2 separate regions of the Homo sapiens genome follow, and region 2 is linked to region 1. Evidence: chromatin contacts called from ENCODE Hi-C or POLR2A ChIA-PET data. All regions are on one chromosome and are shown on one strand. Each heading gives the region's core, a stretch centred on a gene start or an enhancer-like site at or near the end of the contact. The rest is flanking DNA. Distances are from core to core; before and after follow the strand shown. Region 1 overlaps PBX1 (PBX homeobox 1). Region 2 has its middle 180 kb from the start of PBX1-AS1.

What was found. Hi-C counts contacts between places; a loop is a spot of excess contacts on that map. ChIA-PET counts read pairs that join two places held with the same protein, here RNA polymerase II (POLR2A). Pooled maps may share reads with other maps.
Region 2: a loop to region 1 is called in a map of sigmoid colon, with 2.7 times the contacts of the local background. The contact joins two enhancer-like sites. A Hi-C loop is called at or near these places in 1 of 168 maps with a recorded cell type or tissue (sigmoid colon) and 3 of 50 pooled maps. POLR2A ChIA-PET finds 5 or more read pairs at or near these places in 1 of 52 experiments (T-cell).

The regions. Positions count from the first base shown.
Region 1 is chr1:164,643,133-164,646,818 of GRCh38, reverse strand. The region is part of intron 2 of PBX1 (PBX homeobox 1); the gene reads right to left. Among named protein-coding and RNA genes, the nearest start is that of PBX1, 86 kb to the right of the region's middle. Within about 2 kb of position 1,923, at least 6 of the 41 ENCODE cell types and tissues checked have a DNase peak (open chromatin) inside an H3K27ac peak, as active enhancers do.
Region 2 is chr1:164,948,376-164,952,061 of GRCh38, reverse strand. No RefSeq gene overlaps it. Among named protein-coding and RNA genes, the nearest start is that of PBX1-AS1, 180 kb to the right of the region's middle. Within about 2 kb of position 2,044, at least 2 of the 41 ENCODE cell types and tissues checked have a DNase peak (open chromatin) inside an H3K27ac peak, as active enhancers do.

The DNA.
Region 1 (3,686 bases), core at 674-3,173:
ACACCTCTGTGAAAAACTGCATGTACTGAAATTGGGTGGTGAGAAAAATAAAGAGACATGGCGGTAGTTGGACCTGCTCAATCTACTCAATCCTGAAATGGATTTAAGACCCCATAACTATCAAAAAAACTCTCTCCTCTCAACGAGCAGGGACATATCCTAACAAATGTACACAGGTATGTGTGACTTTCTACCTATTATCTCTCCTGAAGACTTGGTGTCCCCAAGTCTTTTTTGCATTCAGAAACAAGGAATAATGGAGCACAATTAGAAGTAAGGGGTCGGTTTGGCCATATCTCCCCATCAGAAGCATCCACAGGTCTTTGGCAGCCAGGTCAGAGGTTGCCTCTTCTAGGTAGTCAGCCTACAAGGGAAGCTCTAAAAACCACCCTCTAGTTGATTCCATAATGTATGTGGCTGTCAATGACAAGCTTTCCTACTGTTGATCAAACTAGTTATGCAGTAACCACTACTGATTCAGTACCTAAATTTGCCAAAAACATCAGATTGATTATTTTAAATGGTTTTCATAACATAGATGCGGTGAGGATTAAAATGGGATTTTTCACTTGTTTCTTTGTTCCTTTAACCAGCATGCTGCTCCTGAATCAATTTCCCCTTCATTCTTCTGCTCCAAAGAAATTCTGACTTGCTGAAAAGACTAGGTCTGAATAACCAAAATGCCATCAAGAAAAGGAGGCACAGAGAGAAAAATAAAATCCCTTCAGATTCGCATCTTGTGTTATGCATAAAAGCACTTTTGTTTGGCCCTTATAATTTTTTCCCCAGGGCAGTTGCCATAATCCCCACTTATAGATGAGATAACTGAGACAGAAAGATGAGGTGACTTGCCCACAGTCACACAGTCTGTGTCTTCTGAGGCTTGGATCCAAGTCTTCCACTTCTCAATGCAGTTCTTTACCTATCACACAACTCCTGCCTCAAAATTCAAAGCGCCCATTGTTAACCTGGACTGAAGAAAGTTAAAAAATCACTGAAAAACTTTAATTCAGGACGGTCACATCACCTTAGTGTTGTCATTTCTGCCCAGTATAATCTCATTACCATTTCCAATTTCCCTGGGGACAAATTTGCACATTAATCGGGAGTGAGGTATATATCTGTGTGTACGTGTTGGCAAGAATAATGGGCCCTCAACTATTTTCAAAGGTCCCCTTACTTTGTCCTCAATATTTCCATCCCAAGTCCTCCTGCCATGGTTTTTCTCCCACCTCTCTTGTTCCAAGTTCTTTTTGATCACCCCCCACTATACTCTTTAGCCCTAAGCCCCCCTTCTCCTCTGCCTTAAAATCAAACAGCCATGGAGTTTGTTCAGATTCCCTATTCATCAAGGAAATGAATTCCATATGCATAATTCATTTCTTTTGTGAACTTTTTTCCCCTTCAGGGAGTTAATGCTCCCTAGTGCATTGGGAACAGAGACAGTGACAGAAGGACCAGAGAGCAAGGGGGCAAAAATGCTTTTCCCCATGTAAATGGGACAGATAGGGGCCAAAAGGTCTGGCCTCTGCTGGCGGACACCTTGAGCTCTACAATTCTATCTCACCAAAAGAAGGGGGGGAATCCTGTACTGGTTATTAGGGCACAATAGGCTTCATCCTTAAGGGTGAGAAGCCCAGGGAGCCCAGAAGCCTTTTGAGGCTGGAGGCCTTATTTCCAAACCCAGTGGATGACTCATGGGTAGAAAGAAATCGATAGAGTCCTCCCACTCCTTTATGTCTCTGCTCATATTAAAAACCCAAAACTAAACAAAGAGATATACACCGTGCCCAATGCACCATGTTTAACAGCTGTTGCATTTGGAGAAAAAGCAGTCCCTAGTCCAAAGTCAGATTTGAAAAACGGCTTTATTAAGAGAAAGATTTACTGTATATGAACTCCAAGACTAGAAACTGGAGGAGGAGCAGCTGAAAGAGACAGATCTGCCAGACGGAGAGCCCAACTGATTCCACTGGCTGATGTTACCTCTTGGCAAGATACACTGACCCACACAACATCCTGGACGTTGAAGCCTTTGGTTATTAACTCTTTAATAACAGTCTGGAGTCCCCAAAGTTCAGAACTGATTTAATAAATGGCACAAGACACATTAAGGCCAAGATACAGTTTTTATCCTGAAACAGTCTATTTCAGGCAATTCATGTTACTTGGCATCTTATTTAAATATTTTTTAATCCATCCTTCTTTTTTGCTTTTAACTTCCAACTTTATCTCCATTTAGGAAAAAAAAAAACAAAAGCTGATAAACGTTTTAGATTTAGGAATTGTTTTGCCTGATTTGCCCAAGACCACCTCTTAGCTCAGGGTCTGCATTTTGTAAGCGAAGGGTGGCAGGCTCTCTTAGAGGAACTGTCTAGGGTCCTAAGATGAGCAGAATTTGACACACACCTCCTAATATAGACTGCTCCAAAGATGCTGTTTAATACATAATAATAAAATTTCATTTGCGGTTTACTTTTTTCTGTACAGTTGGATATAGACTAGATAGGTAATGTACTAGTAGGAAACAAAAGTGGATCCACCAATAAATTCAAAGAAACAGAAATTTAACTGTGAATCCTGTAGAATTAACTTGTAAAGACAAGTAAAATCCCCCACGGCTTTCATCTAATGTATGAAATGAAAACCAGAAAGCAGCTGGCCAGCCTTTTTTAACCCTATATTAGAAGCATGATGCCAAAAGTAAACACTCCACATAGAAACTAGGGACATCATCGACATTTAGGAGATTAGAGAAAGGGCTTGGCTGCTGACCTCAGAGAGCTTATAGTCTATTTACAAAAGAAAGAATTGTGAAGGGAATGCCAAAGTTAAAGTTAAACTGAACCCAAAGAATATACAAGCAATAAATATGTGAGTCAAGCTGCTCCCAATGGTTATCAGGGATTCTCAGCTATAACCTACATAAGAGTCTTCAGACCACAGTGATTTTGTACAAGGGCTTTGGAGTCAGGTAGACATGAGTTTAAACCCCAACCATGCCACTTACTGGTTACATAATTTTGGACATGAATTTAGCCTCTCAAACTTCATCTATAAAATATATGTGATAACTTTGCTTCTTCGTTGGCTATTTGTAAGAATCTGATTAGATTAATTCATATAAAATAATTCAGTAGTATGCCCAGCATGTCATAAGTATCCAAAAGGTTGTAACTTAAATAAATAAATAAATAAAGCCAAGGTATTAGCTCATGTACCATTGGAAACAAACAGTGCTGCAGACTGACATGGTAACAAATAACTTGCTTTGGCACATGGTGGGAGGTCACATTCTGGAACTTAAAAATGTTGCCCTATCTGCAGTATGCCACATATCTGGTTCTTGTGTGGACTGGCTAGAAAGTGAGCCAAAGAGAATTAAGAAAACCAACCCCTTCACCAAAAACCAAGTTTTCCCATCTTCTTCTAGAATATATACCCTGAACTTTGCCCTTTCTTTTTATTAGGTGGAGCCTCCATTCTATCTTCCACCACGACACCACGTCAGCATTGCTCTCTTTCCTATACTAAATCTGGAGAGTAAATGGCATCACCCTGTCACGGGGGTAGGGAGAGCGTCTGCAACGCCCCATTTAACTGCTCTGTGCTCCTATCTTTGGGCTTCATTAGCATATTTCAGCAGTGCCTTGATGGATGAAGATGGATGGGGCAACATCATCCTT
Region 2 (3,686 bases), core at 795-3,294, 310 kb before region 1:
GTCTACATTAGCGGTTTCTAAAGAAACAGAAAAACAAGAATGAGTAAAGTTTGGGTAACAAAGGTTGTAGTGCTAATTGTTCTACTAAGCTGGTAGTCATTTTAATTTTCTGCCAATGGGATATTGTTGAGAAATTTGTTTTAAAATTAAAGTCAGTCTCTTTCCCAATGAGTCACTGGTAATTGGTGCCTTTGAAAAGACCGAACAGGACTACGACTTTAGGTTTCTTTCTTAATTTGCATTTTTAATTAGATGGGCTCTCAAAGGGTTTCTAAGAGTTTTTTCTTTTTGCCTTTGCACTGCCTTTTTTTGGGTTGTTGCTCTGCAATTAGAATTTGTAACAAATGAGTTGCTGGCATATAAATGTCAACTCTGAGGTAAAATACGGCTGCTGAAGAACTGAGCAGGATTCTGACCATTACTTTTTAAATGAAAGCTCTTTCTAGCACATGCCTCTGATGAGGCAGAATTAGTTGCACTGGAAGAAGGAATGCTCAGATTTAACTCTGGTTAAAGTTCTTCCTGTAAATGTATTTTCCCCATGTATTTGAATAAATTTTTGAAGGATACAACCACCACTTCAGAGAACATTTAATTTTTACTCAAGAGCTAGTGTAGAATCATCAAACGGACAAAGTCAACAACCTAGAAGAAGGGAGTTGGATTCAATGAACTCTTCAAAGAGAGTTTCAGCCAAATAGTGTCATCTGGTTAAATTTTGTTTTATTAAATGATTGTAGGACAATAACCATAGGGCCAATATTTAACTAGCCACAAACTAGTAGGCTATAATTGATCATTGCTAAATCATTGTATCCAAACTCTCAGCTTTACTCATTCCTTCACATTTCCAGAGCCCATGATATATGTCTGGTACTGGTGGACAAGAGCCCTGCTCAGTAGCCTTTGCTTTCAGAGTCTAGTAAAGACATGGCTGTACATACAAGAGTGTATTAAATGTGCAGTGGACACAGGCAAAGCAGAATATACATCTGCCATTCCATGAACAGATTATCTAAGCTATTTTTAAAGGCTTCTAAAGAAAAGGATTCTGTAAACTCCCATGACAACCTATCCAGCACGCCGCCAGGAACCACTTCCTCATATCTAGCTTAAGCCCCTCATTCTACGGTTAAGCCATTATTCTCTTGTTCTGTTCTCAGCTGAGAGAGAAAACAGCTGCTCCCCATCCTGCTTAGGTGAGCCTTTTATAGACTTCAAGACAGTGTCTGCCTTCTGTCTACTTCTGACAGGAAAGAAACTGGGGCTGCCAACGAAGATAACAATAATAATTTTCACTTGGAGATGGAATTATTATTGCTATGGTTACTAGTAAGATTTCTTTCCAAAGAGAAAAAGGCATTTATTCACCACTCTGCCTCAAAGAACAAAGTGCTAATAAACCCTTCTGGTTTGTCTGATTTGTTGATTACTCAGAAACGTCAAATGGGAACTGGTCAAAACATGTCCCTCTGCCATTTGGACTAGGGTGGAGAACTTGATGAAAACCAGTTCTTCTCTCAGTTTCTGAGCTGCAAATGTTTCATGCTTAAACCAAATAGAATCTCCAGTTTATTAAGTCAGTGTAATTTCAACAAGAGGCTTTGAAGAAATAAACAAGAATATGATTTAGAAGTTGTAATCATCATTAAGACAAAAAAGATCTAATAACCTTTTTTAAACTGTGAAGAGAGCCCTAGAGAATTCACAAAATGGTCAAGACAGGCTTATGAATGATTAGTTGCCTGGGTCTTATGATTTGAAGAACGCCAGCCACAGCTACCTTCCCAAAAACATATCCCCTAGTGGCCAGCCAACAACAAGCCATGTTCCCATTTTTCTTTTCTAAAGTTTAAGACAGAAAAGTTCAAAATTAAAGTAACATTGTCATCTGGGGGGAAAAAAGACACATTTCATAGTTAGTCATTATCAGTTCTTAACTCTTCAACTCATAGTAATTTGTTAGATTAGTTATATCCAAGAGCAGGATTTGAAAGAATCGACACAGGACAAATGTCTGCTGTCTAGGCTGAGCAGAAGCAGGATAAGAGTAAGACTTGTAGTAATGCCATTGGTACACTGGCCTCAGGATGGAATGTTTATGTCAGGGAAGGGTAGACAGGGAGAGCCACTGAATGAACAGTGTACATAAAACAGAGCTAGATAAGTTTTTATAAACTGAATACATCATGTTACCAGCACCTAGATCAACAAACAGAACATTACTAGCACCTCAGAAAAATCTCCTCTGTTCCTTTCTATTTATTACCTTGCCCCAAGTGCAACCACTCTCCTGATGTCTAATACTAGAGAGTAATGTTTCCCTTATACTTTATATAACAGGGATCATACTGTTTGTATTCTTTTTTGTTTCTGGCCTTTTTGTTCTCAATCTTATATTTGTAATATTCATCTATATTTTTATATATAATTATAAATTGTTTGGCATTAGCATGTCGTATGAATAAATAACAATGTATTTACCCATTCTGTTGTTAACAGGCACTTAAGTAGTGTCCAGACTAGAGTATTAAAAATAGTGGTGGGAGTGATGACATCAAGATGGTGGAACAGGAGATTCCAGACCTCATCTCCCCATAGAAACACTGATTTAACAATTATCCATGGACCAAAAATATGATAATGAGAGTTCTGTAACCCAGGTGAAAGGTTATAACGCTGAAGTAGAACCCAGAAACCACAAAAGATGCCCTGGAGAAAGTTAGAAGAACAGTGTTACTTTATCCTCTTTGCCCCTCCCCAAAGCCTGCACTGCACAGCACAGCACCAAAAGAGGTCCCCTCAGCCCACCAGTTCTCCTGTGGGGAAAGAAGTAATAAAGGGAATGTCTGACTTTGCTGCAGACTTCAGCACCAGGACCACCCCACTGGATCTCAGCACCAGGTCTACCCTCATAGATCTTGACACCATGCCTGCCTACCCATGGACATTGGCAGAAGACATACCTGCCCATAGACCCCAACACCAGGCCCACCTACCCACAGATCCCACCAGTTGGCCCATCTAGAACTCCTGGATATGCTAACTGGTGAAGAGCTTTCTGTGGCAAAATTAGTATGCAAGGATTGAAAAAGGATGACTACTTCTTCAAATGCACAGACACCAACTCAGGGCTATAAGGATCAGGGAAACATGGTACCACTAAAGAACAAAAGGAACCAAAATCACTAAAGGAACAAAAGAAAACTCTAGTAACTAACCCTAAAGAAATAAACAGCTACAAGCCATTAAAAGAACCAAACAGAAATTCTGGAGCTGAAGAACACAGTGACTGAACTACAAAATTCAGCAGAGACTTCAACAGCAGTCTTGATCAAGCAGAAGAAAGGATCAGTTAACTCAAAGACAGGTCATTTGAAATTACTAAGTCAGAGGAACAACATCAACAACAAAGAATGAAAAAGAGTGAAAAAAGCCTATGAGACCTATTGAACACCAGCAAACCAAAATATACATTGTGAGATTTACAAAAGCACAGAAGAAAGAGAAAGACACAGAAAGCTTATTTAAAGAAATAATGGCTGAACACTCCCCAAATCTGGGAGGGGAAATGTACATTGAGACTCATGAAGCCCAAAGAATCTCAAATAAATACAACCTAAAGAGATTTATGCTGAGATACAATATTATTAAGCTGTCAAAAGTCAAAGACAAAAAATATTTCT